Regions from separate parts of the Mus musculus genome. Here region 2 is linked to region 1. A link is a loop called in an ENCODE intact Hi-C map of the cell type or tissue named here. Cell type or tissue: gastrocnemius. All regions are shown on one strand. Region 1 overlaps Dennd1a (DENN/MADD domain containing 1A). Region 2 holds the start of Dennd1a (DENN/MADD domain containing 1A).

Region 1 (5,000 bases):
GCGAAGCAAACTCAGGTCACTGGGCTTGCATAACAAGCATTTTACCTGCTATCTCAACAGTTCCTAAAATCTCATCTTAATAAACTCCAATTCTACTTCATACTGACTCCTCCTGCAATTCCTTTCTGTGGCAGTCAAGAATCCTGGCTTTGCCAAAAAAGAAGTCTCTGAAAAGAATCCTCAGGCTGCTTTGTTACTCCCCAGATCACTCCCCGCTATCTGTAACAATAAAAGATGCTTTCAGAAAGGAGTTAGCAGGGAATATTATCAGTTTCATTTGCATTAAATAGTCTGAGATTGAGTTTAACTATTTAACTAGAGGGAAAAACAAAACACAAATTAAAAACAAATAGGGCCTATGAGTTGTCCCAAAGGGCAGAGGTGCCTGCTACCAAGGCTGGAAACTTCAGTTAGATCCAGGAATCCACATGGTGAGAAAGAGAAGGGAAGCTGACAACTTATCCCCTGACCTCCACATGGTAGTGGTACACATGTGCTCACACACAAACACAATTTACCCTTCAGTCTTAAAAAAGATCATTATTATTGACAACTCATAACCATGATTCTAAAACCAATATTCAAACCAAATGCATCTATTTGTGTTTTATCACTACTGTTATAGAATAAGCACTTAATTTTTATACCCTTAACGCAAATTGAGATATTTAAAGTTCCTTTACCAAGGGGAAAAAAAAAAGATAAAGGCATTATCTACTCCAAAATTTAGCAAACACCAAAAGAAACCAAAGTATTGAACACATGCAGATCTCCACAGACTTACAACGCATTTGTCATTTGCTAAGTTTTAGCCTGCACTGAGCACTTGCGTTTAAATTTTCTCTATCCACACAAACCATAAGATAGAACTACTTTCCCCATTTCATACATATGAAAACTAAGACTTAGAAAAGTTAAGGTTTAGAAGATTTTACACAAATCACACAGTAAGTAGTAGATAGGCCATTCAGTCTATGGATTGGGTCTTTTGGTCCCATGCAAAATACCTATTTTCTATTTGTAATTTTTATTTTACACCATTTCTTTAACCTTTAAATTCTGAACCTAAAGACTATAAATTGTAAGGAATATCCATATTTGTACATAGAGCCACACATATGAAGGCTTAAAATTGCATGCATCCACAAGCCTCCTGGGCAGCACTGCACCCAAAGAAGTTTAGACCTGCTTGCTTGGGTTTACTCAGTAAAACAAAACGGACTCCTCAGTGATAGAGCAGCAAGCCAAAGCACTGCATATAGCAAGTCTACAAAGCATTAACTGGATTAATTAGCCAGGGATTTGAGAAGCAGCTTGGAGCTAGGAAACCAAAACACTAAATTGTTTAAATACTTTGGCAAAAGATCAAGGTCTCTAGGCAGCACCGGGTCTCCTTCCTTCCTTGTCCATCCATGTTTTAGCACACTTAACCTTTAAGTCTGAGGTATTTTTTCATGAGATATGAATGACATTGTCAAAATACCAAAAAGAAAAGAATTTTTAAAAAAAATACAAATACTACAAGCTGTTACCAATTCTGCCAACATGCGAGAGCCCAGGCAACATTAATTACAAATCAACTGCTTAGGATATAAACAGCTCTTATCACTGGCTCACTCTCCCTCTAGAATAACTGGAGAAAAAAAGCGCAAATGTCCCTGCCATTATACTCTGTGAACTAATCAGGACAAAGAAGTAAAATAAGACAGGAGAAAACGCAGCAAACAGAAAATGTGAAACAGGAATCCTAGCCAGATGAATGCCTGGAATGCCCGGGGAACGGCGCTACCATTTAGAAATAACGAAAAGGAAGTGTCAGGGCAGGGACACTGCTGGATGCATTTCTAGTTTCCAGGAAGTAAGAATTTTTACAATGCAACTGATTTTCCACATATACATGTGGCAACAAAATGATAAAAGAAAGCTCTGATTCCACAAGCACAGTGATGGGAAGAGGGCATCTGCTGCACCTTGAAGGCATCTTTGAAAGGCCAAGCACCCTCACCACCCCCACAACACACAAATTCAACACAAACTCAAAGTTAATGGCTGAAAAGAGAACCCTGGCAAGCTGTTGGTATACTGCAAATTAGGACGCCATTTTAGAAAACAACACAAATGTTCCTCAGAAAAACAAAGTTGCTATCATATGATCTAGTAATCCCACACTGGGATATATAGCCAAAGGAATCTTCAAAAGATGTTTGCAGCCAGGCATGGTAGTGCACACTTAACAATCCCAGTGTTTGAGAGGCTGAGACAAGAAGATCTTCACAAGTCTAAGACCAGCATGTCAAAGACCGAGAGGGTGGAAGGGAGGTTAGCCTGCACGCCCAAGTTCGTCACAGCTATTCACAAGAAACAAATGAAGTGCCCACTGAGGGAGAAATGGATCTTAAAATATGGATTTTATATGCTAGAGATATAAAGGAAGGGAAATTTCTGCTTAAAAAAAAAAAGAATCTCTGGCCTATGTAGAGATCTGACGCTCCAGTTAAACCCAGTTAATCAAATCACCTGGCCATGGGATCAATCACCCCAGGGAGATGAGCTCACTTTCTCACTGAAGAAAGAGGCAAAAATATTCTTCTTTAATGATAGTGTACTTTTCCTTCCCAAAATTCCCACCCCACCAGTACTGTCCTTAGGAGTCACTATGAGGGTCTGCTCACCTTTTGAACCCGGAGTCAGAAAAGCACAACTTTTAAATTTTTCTGTCTTTCTTTTGGATGCTGATGAAAACCTAAGTATACTCTAAAGCTCCCCTCCCTGCCATGTAGCTGCTTGTGTTCCATGGATCTGACCTCTATACTGGCTTAAATGACATGGCTTTTCTTTCTCTCATTCATTCTCCTCCTCCAGCTAACTGAAGAGATTCACAGCTGTCCTGCCCTGTGTGTGTGTTTTTTTTTAAACTCTTAATAATTTTTCCTTGAGCTTCTGTTTGCATCCTTCCTTAAATTGTTTTAATCGCACTAAGAATCTCAAGAGAGTACCCCAATTTCCCTGGTATTATATATACAATGAAATACTGCTCTTTTTATTTTTATTTTTTCTTTTTTAAAGGGCAGAGGGATTCTGACATATAAAAATGGGTGTGGTGGTTTGAATGGAAATGGCCCCATAGGCTCACAGGGAGTGGCATTATAGGAGGTGTGGTCTTACTAGAGTGGGTGTGGTCTTTGTTGGAGGACAAGTTGGAAGAGGGCTTTGAGGCTCAGAAAATCAAACAAAGCCTGGAGTCTCTCTCCCTTCCTGCCTGCCAATCTGAATGTAGAACTCTCCGCTCCTTCTCTAGCACCATGTCTGCCTGCAGGCTGCTATGCTTCCAGCCTTACAATAATGGACTCTGTAATTGTAAGTCAGCCTCAAATACATGTTTGTTTTTCACACAATTTTTTTTTTTGCTTTAGTGTGGTATCTCTTCAGACAGCAATAGAAACCCTAAGATACTGGGTGAACCTTGAAGTTACTACACTATATGTAATATGCCAGGCATTGTAAGACAAATATGATCTTACTTGTGTTGCATCTAAACAAAGTCAAAAATCACAAACTACTTATTGCTCTCATTCTTTTTCTTGGATATCTTTGAACTTTCATCTTAATTTAAACAAAAGAAGGGAGGTGGAATCTAATAATCTTTCTATTAAAAAAAATCCTCCATGACACTTCACTCATTATAGTGGCAGGGAGTAGGGAGTAGGTGAGGTGTAGGGCAATAAAATAGAATAATTAACTTCCCATCAAATATATTCTGCCTTTAAATGTCTCAGAGCTTCTATGAATGTAAAATATAAACATGGCAACACACCAAGAATGTAGGCATTCAGAAGACTGAGAAAGGGTATCATTGCAAGTCTGAAGCCACCTTGGTCTAGAGCAGCAGTTATCAACCTATGGGTCATGACCCCCTTGGGGGTCAAACAATTATTTCAGAGAGGTCACATATCAGATATCCTGAACATCAAATAGTTACATTATGATTTGTAACAGTAGCAAAATTATAGTTATAAAGAAGCAACAAAAATAATTATGGTTGAGGATCACTGCAACATGAGGAACTGTATCAAAGGGTCACAGCATTAGGCTGAGACAAACTGGGCTACAGAGTTCCAGACTAGCCTGGGTCACAAATGAGACACCCTTCTAAAAAACAACAACAACAAAAAGAAATAAAATGGGAAAGAACTTCAGCTACCAAGCCTAGTGCGGTTAAGAGAAATCTTCTGAACCTTCACCAGTTAGACAGGTAGACAGAATGTACTTCATAGAATACTGAGGGTTAAAAGACTGTGTGAAGTGGCCAGCCGGCTGCCTGACACACAGTAGCTGTTCAGTACTTATTATTACTTCTCACTAGATTTCCAAACAGTTATGTTGTTTCAAGTACAACACTGTTTTTTGGTTTTTTCCTGAACCTGAAATTTAATGACAATTATATAAAAGTTTGTACTATCTGTCCATCTTTGTCCAAGGTCCTATGTTCATAAGCACTCATGTGTCAATTGTACAATTCTACAAGACACCTAAGACAAATTAACAAGTCTAAAATATATGCAGGTTAACAGTAGAGCAAGGTTCATATAAAATTCATGAGTAAGGGTGTTTTATTTACTGGATTTTAGTAACCTATACAGAAAAAACAAGCATATACGGTTTGTTTGGTTTTTTTCAAAATAACTAGGAAAAGAAAAGGTATGGTTTTTAAAAAAGGCCTAGTAGCTTCTGAAAGAGAAGGAGGAGGAGAAAGGAAAGATAATATTCATTAAAATACCACAAGAAATATATCTAAGAAGTCAGAGGTAAAACGCATTATAATTTAAGTCTAAGTTTTTAATATTTTATATTACAAAATGTTTTAAATGGCTTAATATCATATACTGTTCAAGATTGAGAAAACAATAAAATACTATTGCAAGTAACAAAATTTTTAAGCAGAGATAGCCTTTTAAGGAAATCCTAATACTATATTACAAATAGAGTAGGAGTACTTATGT
Region 2 (5,000 bases), 89 kb after region 1:
TTGGCCCTTAAAACCTTGTTCTCTGTTACCTGAAACGTGCGTGCCTTTCTCTGACATTTCTGGCATAAAATACATCAGATATTCTTTAATCATTTGACAAGAAGGTGTAAAACACTAAGTTCCTAATATGGGCCTGGCAATCACAATGATCCTGTGTTAACTGCTCATAACAATCCTTCAGGCCCCTTCTACTTTAGGAAAATCCAGATTCACTGTTTGGATACACTGTTTCATATCATGAGAGCCAGGCGGTGGTGGCATACTTTAATCCCAGCACTTGGGAGGCAGAGGCAGGCAGATTTCTGTGTTAGAGGCCAACCTGATCTACAAAGTGAGTTCCAGGACAGCCAGGGCTATACAGAGAAACCCTGTCTCAGAAAAAACAAACAAACAAAAAACAAACAAACAAACAAACAAAAAACACATAGCATGAGAAAGAGCTGGAATTTGAACCCAGATCTGATCTACATTGCCCTTATAATGGCACAAGACATCAGAGATAAGCAAAAGAAAGAAAGGTCTAGAGAATGCTCAGTCTGCCCCCCAACAACCTACTACCTACTTACTCAAAGGGGCCTGCACACTTAGCTTTCACTTCAGCCAAATAAATACCCTGACCACCTTCTGTTCTGCCTGACAGAATGGCCAGTAGCAACCAAAGCTGTTTTCTCCAACGACAAGGGCGGTACCTAAATTGATTATCCCCTTATCTCCTGTCCATCCATACTCCTAGCTATGAACAGAAACTGCACAATTAACACTTGCTATAGTCACAACTAATTTTCATAACTCCTATTTTCATATTCTCTTTCAATCTCACCACAGGCTAACATATTTCCCAGACCTTTTTCTTTTTTTTCTTTTAACCACTGAGCAGTCTAGTTTGAAGATTAATAAGGCCATTCTTCATACTAATTTCACACTTAATGCAATTTCATGCTTTGGTAAATTCCCTTACTCAAGTGCTCAGATAGTACAGTGATGCATTCCACCAAACACACTTACAAAACAAACTTGTCAACCTGCTACTGTCAAGAGTGAGAACACATAATCTGAACTTGTTCTATTTTAATGTTCACTCGAATACTTGATGCCTCCAGTCCAACAAGTCTCTGAACTTCTCTGGAACAAGAAAGTTAAGACACATCCTAGTGCTTTCTCTGCAACTCTGAGGTGACTTCCAGAAAGTGTTTCTACATGCTGTTGAAAGTCCAAGTTCACAACTCTTACCTGAAGGGGGGAATTTAGCCTGGAACTCCTTTTTTAACCCCAATAGTTCACAAACTAAATCACTTTACCTCCCCAGATTCTCAAACTCTTGTGTTATATTCTAACCTTCTCCCTTTTCTATAAAAATAAAATAAAGGTCTTCTTATGCTTCCACATCCATTTTCATGAGCAAACTTTTCTAATGTCATTCAGCAGGTGTCACAGGATTTCTGCAAAACTTACAAGACACCTTTTGTAAATGAGAACTCTAACCGCTGAAGAGACTGAACAGCTGGGCAAGGGTCACACTGCATGTGCATCACTTGGACATGCGATGCAATGTTTGAATAATTATTAGATTTTTTGCCCTTGAGGCCCTTCCTCTTTCAAACTTCCCTAGTACAATTCTCAAAATGCTGAAATAATCACATTCCACGGACTTTCCTATAAGAGGGTTTATGGTGTCTTATGAATGCTGTTTTCCAGAAAAGCCTATGCTGTCAACTTTGTTTTTCAATGTCCTTAAGCAATTCTATTAGTCATAGAGAAAAAGTGAGCATTTGCTAATGATTAGAGAGAGAGAGAGAAAGAGAGTAAGCATCTGAGTCCTAGGGCTGAGGAAGGGAGTGGCCAGAATTGGTCTTAGCTGGGAGGGGAGATAGAGACCAAGGCAACAACACCCAAATTGGACCACAGAAAAGTTGTAATTCCCAAAGACAACTTCTAATGTTTCGGTGGGTACTTAAGTTACAAGTATCAGCATTTTCACGAGAAAACGAAGCCTCAACCAGGGGCTCCAAGCAAATGAAGAAGGAGTAAGGGAATGTGCCTGACTGGATTGCAAAACCTTTTCAAAATCAGGTGCTCAGTGACAGCTAAAGGTGTCTTCCTTCATAGCCTTTGGCCCTGGCTTGTGTGCAGACTCAGATAAGAGGAAGAGTCAGCAAAGGCAAAGCGCCTTCCTGTGCAGGCAGGCCATCCAGGCCTTAAATGTCCCAGAAGCCCCCTCCCTCTAAGAACCTCACACCACTTCTGGAATGATTACAGGCCTCACGCAGACAGGCTGCAACCTCTCAGGACCTGCCAACTCTCGGGGTCGCCCCCAAACACACCCTTATGAAGACTTGCTTCCGGAGACCTCCCCTCTCCCAGCAGCAGTCTGACAGTTTTCTGGGGCTCTGTACATCCCGCCTAGGGAGCCACCGCGTCAGCAGTTCCCGCCCTCAGGTGAGGAGGGGGCATCTGATCATCCGCGCCCCTCCACCCCACACGCACCCCGTCCCCGAGCCTTCCCGCATCACCATGGCAACCGTCCCCCTCCCCGCTTGACGCCTCCACGCGGGGCGCCCCTCCGGTCTGGGCAACAAGTCCCCCAAGCGCGGCCCACGGCCTGCAGCTCTAGCCCAGCCTCGCCTCCCCCGCGCCCGGCTCCGCCCGGCCGCACTCACTTGATCCTGGAGCCCATGGTCCCGGGGCCTCCTCATGGACCCGCGGGCCCCGCTCGGTGCTGCGCTGCACTGCACTGCCCGCCCGCCCGCGGCCGACAGGCCTCCCTCAGGAGCTCTCCCCGCCCCTTCCTCCCTTCCCTCAGGCAGGGGCCCGCCCGCTCGAGGCTCGCTCCCCGGCCGCCGCAGCTGCTGTCGCCTCCCGGGGTTAAAGTACTCGCTCCAGCCGGGCGAGCGCCATGGTCGCCCGCGCGCGTACCCGGCGCGCGCCGCCCCCTCCGTCTCTCACACCGCCGCCCCCTCCCGCCCGCGCCGCTGACCGCGGGGGCTGCTGGGAAGTGTAGTCCACTCGCGTGAGGGTGGCCCCGGGGGGCGGGAAGCGCGCAGCAGGACAGTGGTCTACCCGAAAGGTCTGTGGCTTCTCTGAGAAGAGACCTAGGGACCTTTGTCCCACTGCTTTTCATCAGAATCCACCCAAAGCGACCTGAAGGAACTTCCATCGTGTCCCCAGAGGCCACTAAAGAAGCCTTCGTCCACTCCTCAAGTGGAGAATTTTTGACAGGCTAAAATTCGGGGAGGGGGGTGTCTGAATTGGAGGAAACAGTTGTCCTCCCCTCTCAGGAACTCACAATGACTCCAGTTTCACTGAGTCAGGCTTCAGGGTTCTGGTTTCCCGAATTTGAAAACTGAAGTTCACAGACCATGGATGTTTAGCTTTAAAGAGTTGGTTTTTTTGTTTGTTTTTTTGGTTTTGTTTTTGGTTTTGTTTTTTTAATACCTCCATAAGTAGGAGCTTGGGAGAAAAGCCGGCCCATCCCAGGAAATGGGGTATCATAGAACTGCATGCCAGGTGCTGAGGGTGAGTTAGTCCAAATGTTTAACCTGTGGAACCAATGACTTTATTGGACTTTCTTAGAAAGCATGAGTGGGGGTTGCTTACAGGAGTGTGGGTGACTCCAAAGCAGCTGCACTGGAAAGTGCACACCATCATCGTCGTCGTTGTCCGTGTTCCCGCCCCCCTCCCCCCAAGACTCTTTAATCCCAGCATTTGAGTAGGGGAGGCTAGTGGATCTCTGTGAATTTGAGGCCAGCCTGGTCTACAGAACTAGTTCCAAGAGAGCCAGGGCTACACAGTGAAACCCTGTCTTGAAAAACAAAAACAAAAACCTACCCTTCTATGACCGAAAGCTTCCTGTAGACATATATACAGTTTTCTTTAGTTAACCTCCTATAAACTACTACAATCTGTGTACTACAGCACCTCCCTGGGCCCAGAGGAATGTGCAATTAGAGTAGATTGCATACAAATGGCTGGGAGAACCGGGTGGAGTCCCCTCTGAGAAACTGTTAACAGCCAACAGGCCTGCTCCTGATGACCTTCTGCAAGCAGGCACAGCTGATGTGAAGATGGTGGCTATTTTGCTGTGAGGACCAGATTCTATAACCAATCACCTAGGTGAGAAAATTCTGGAAATATCTGAGGGAGTTTCCAGATTAGTTTAATTCAGGAGGGTGGCCTCTTCCATGGGCTGGCTTAAATGAACGGGGAAGGCAGCATTCATCTCTCTCTGTGCTTTCTGACTGGATTCAGTCATTGTGACTAGCAGCCTCACTTTTCTGCTGCCATGTCTTCTCCTTCTACCATGTTAAACTGTACTGTACCCTCAAACTGTGAGCCAAATTAAACCCTACATTGTTTTTTATTTTGGGATGTTTTTGTGTTTGTTTGGGGGTTTTTGGTTTTGTTTGGTTGGGTTGGGTTGGGTTGAGTTGGGGGGTTTTTTGTTTTTGTTTTTGTTTTGTTTGTTTTGTTTTGTTTTTGCGACACTATCCAGTTACCCAGCCTAGGTTGGCTCAGACAAACACAGAGACATGCCTGCCTCTATTTCTTGAGTGCTGCTGGCCTGAAAGGCATGCACCACCACACCTGCCCTTGGCTTGCTTCACTTACTTTAATCAGATATTTCATCACAAGGAAAGCAGGACTAATAGAGGTACTGAAGGGTGGCTCAGCAAGGGCCCCTCCTTCCTTTATTGGTCATTATGAGGACTCCAGTACTCTGATCACAACAGTCCCTGGCAGAAATTAACAAAAAAAGAAAATATTTGAGAGCCAGGAATATCAACCTGCTACCTGTCCCTGCCAGGCCCCAGAGAGACTCACTTTCATGAACTGCAGTTTCATGTCTTCTAGGCCTGGAGGCCACAACAGAAGCAATAATGACAGATCCATTTAGTGAAGGCACAAGTGCATGCCCTCTATGAATTAGGCATAGTATTCCCCAGGCCTGGCTCATGCCAATCCTCATGGTGGTCCTGGAAATTTTCCTTCCACTGGCAAAAAGG

The links. Peaks named below come from ENCODE experiments on the same cell type or tissue, not always from the same donor. Only the 100,000 strongest peaks of a DNase experiment are listed, where the experiment ranks them.
Region 2: a loop joins it to region 1, with 2.2 times the contacts of the local background. A loop is called at or near these places in 3 of 42 quality-filtered maps.

Annotation. Positions count from the first base shown.
Region 1 is chr2:38,195,096-38,200,095 of GRCm38, forward strand. The region is part of intron 2 of Dennd1a (DENN/MADD domain containing 1A); the gene reads right to left. Among named protein-coding and RNA genes, the nearest start is that of Dennd1a, 90 kb to the right of the region's middle. In gastrocnemius, no CTCF peak of the experiment used is centred here; no DNase peak of the experiment used is centred here; H3K4me3 peaks cover 250 bases.
Region 2 is chr2:38,284,456-38,289,455 of GRCm38, forward strand. Dennd1a (DENN/MADD domain containing 1A) reads right to left here and starts at 2,929. Exons shown (of 23, transcript NM_001362973.1): 1 at 2,658-2,929. The coding sequence starts at 2,674. In gastrocnemius, a CTCF peak has its summit at 2,729; DNase peaks (open chromatin) are centred at 2,590 and 2,887; H3K4me3 peaks cover 2,065 bases; H3K27ac peaks cover 2,262 bases.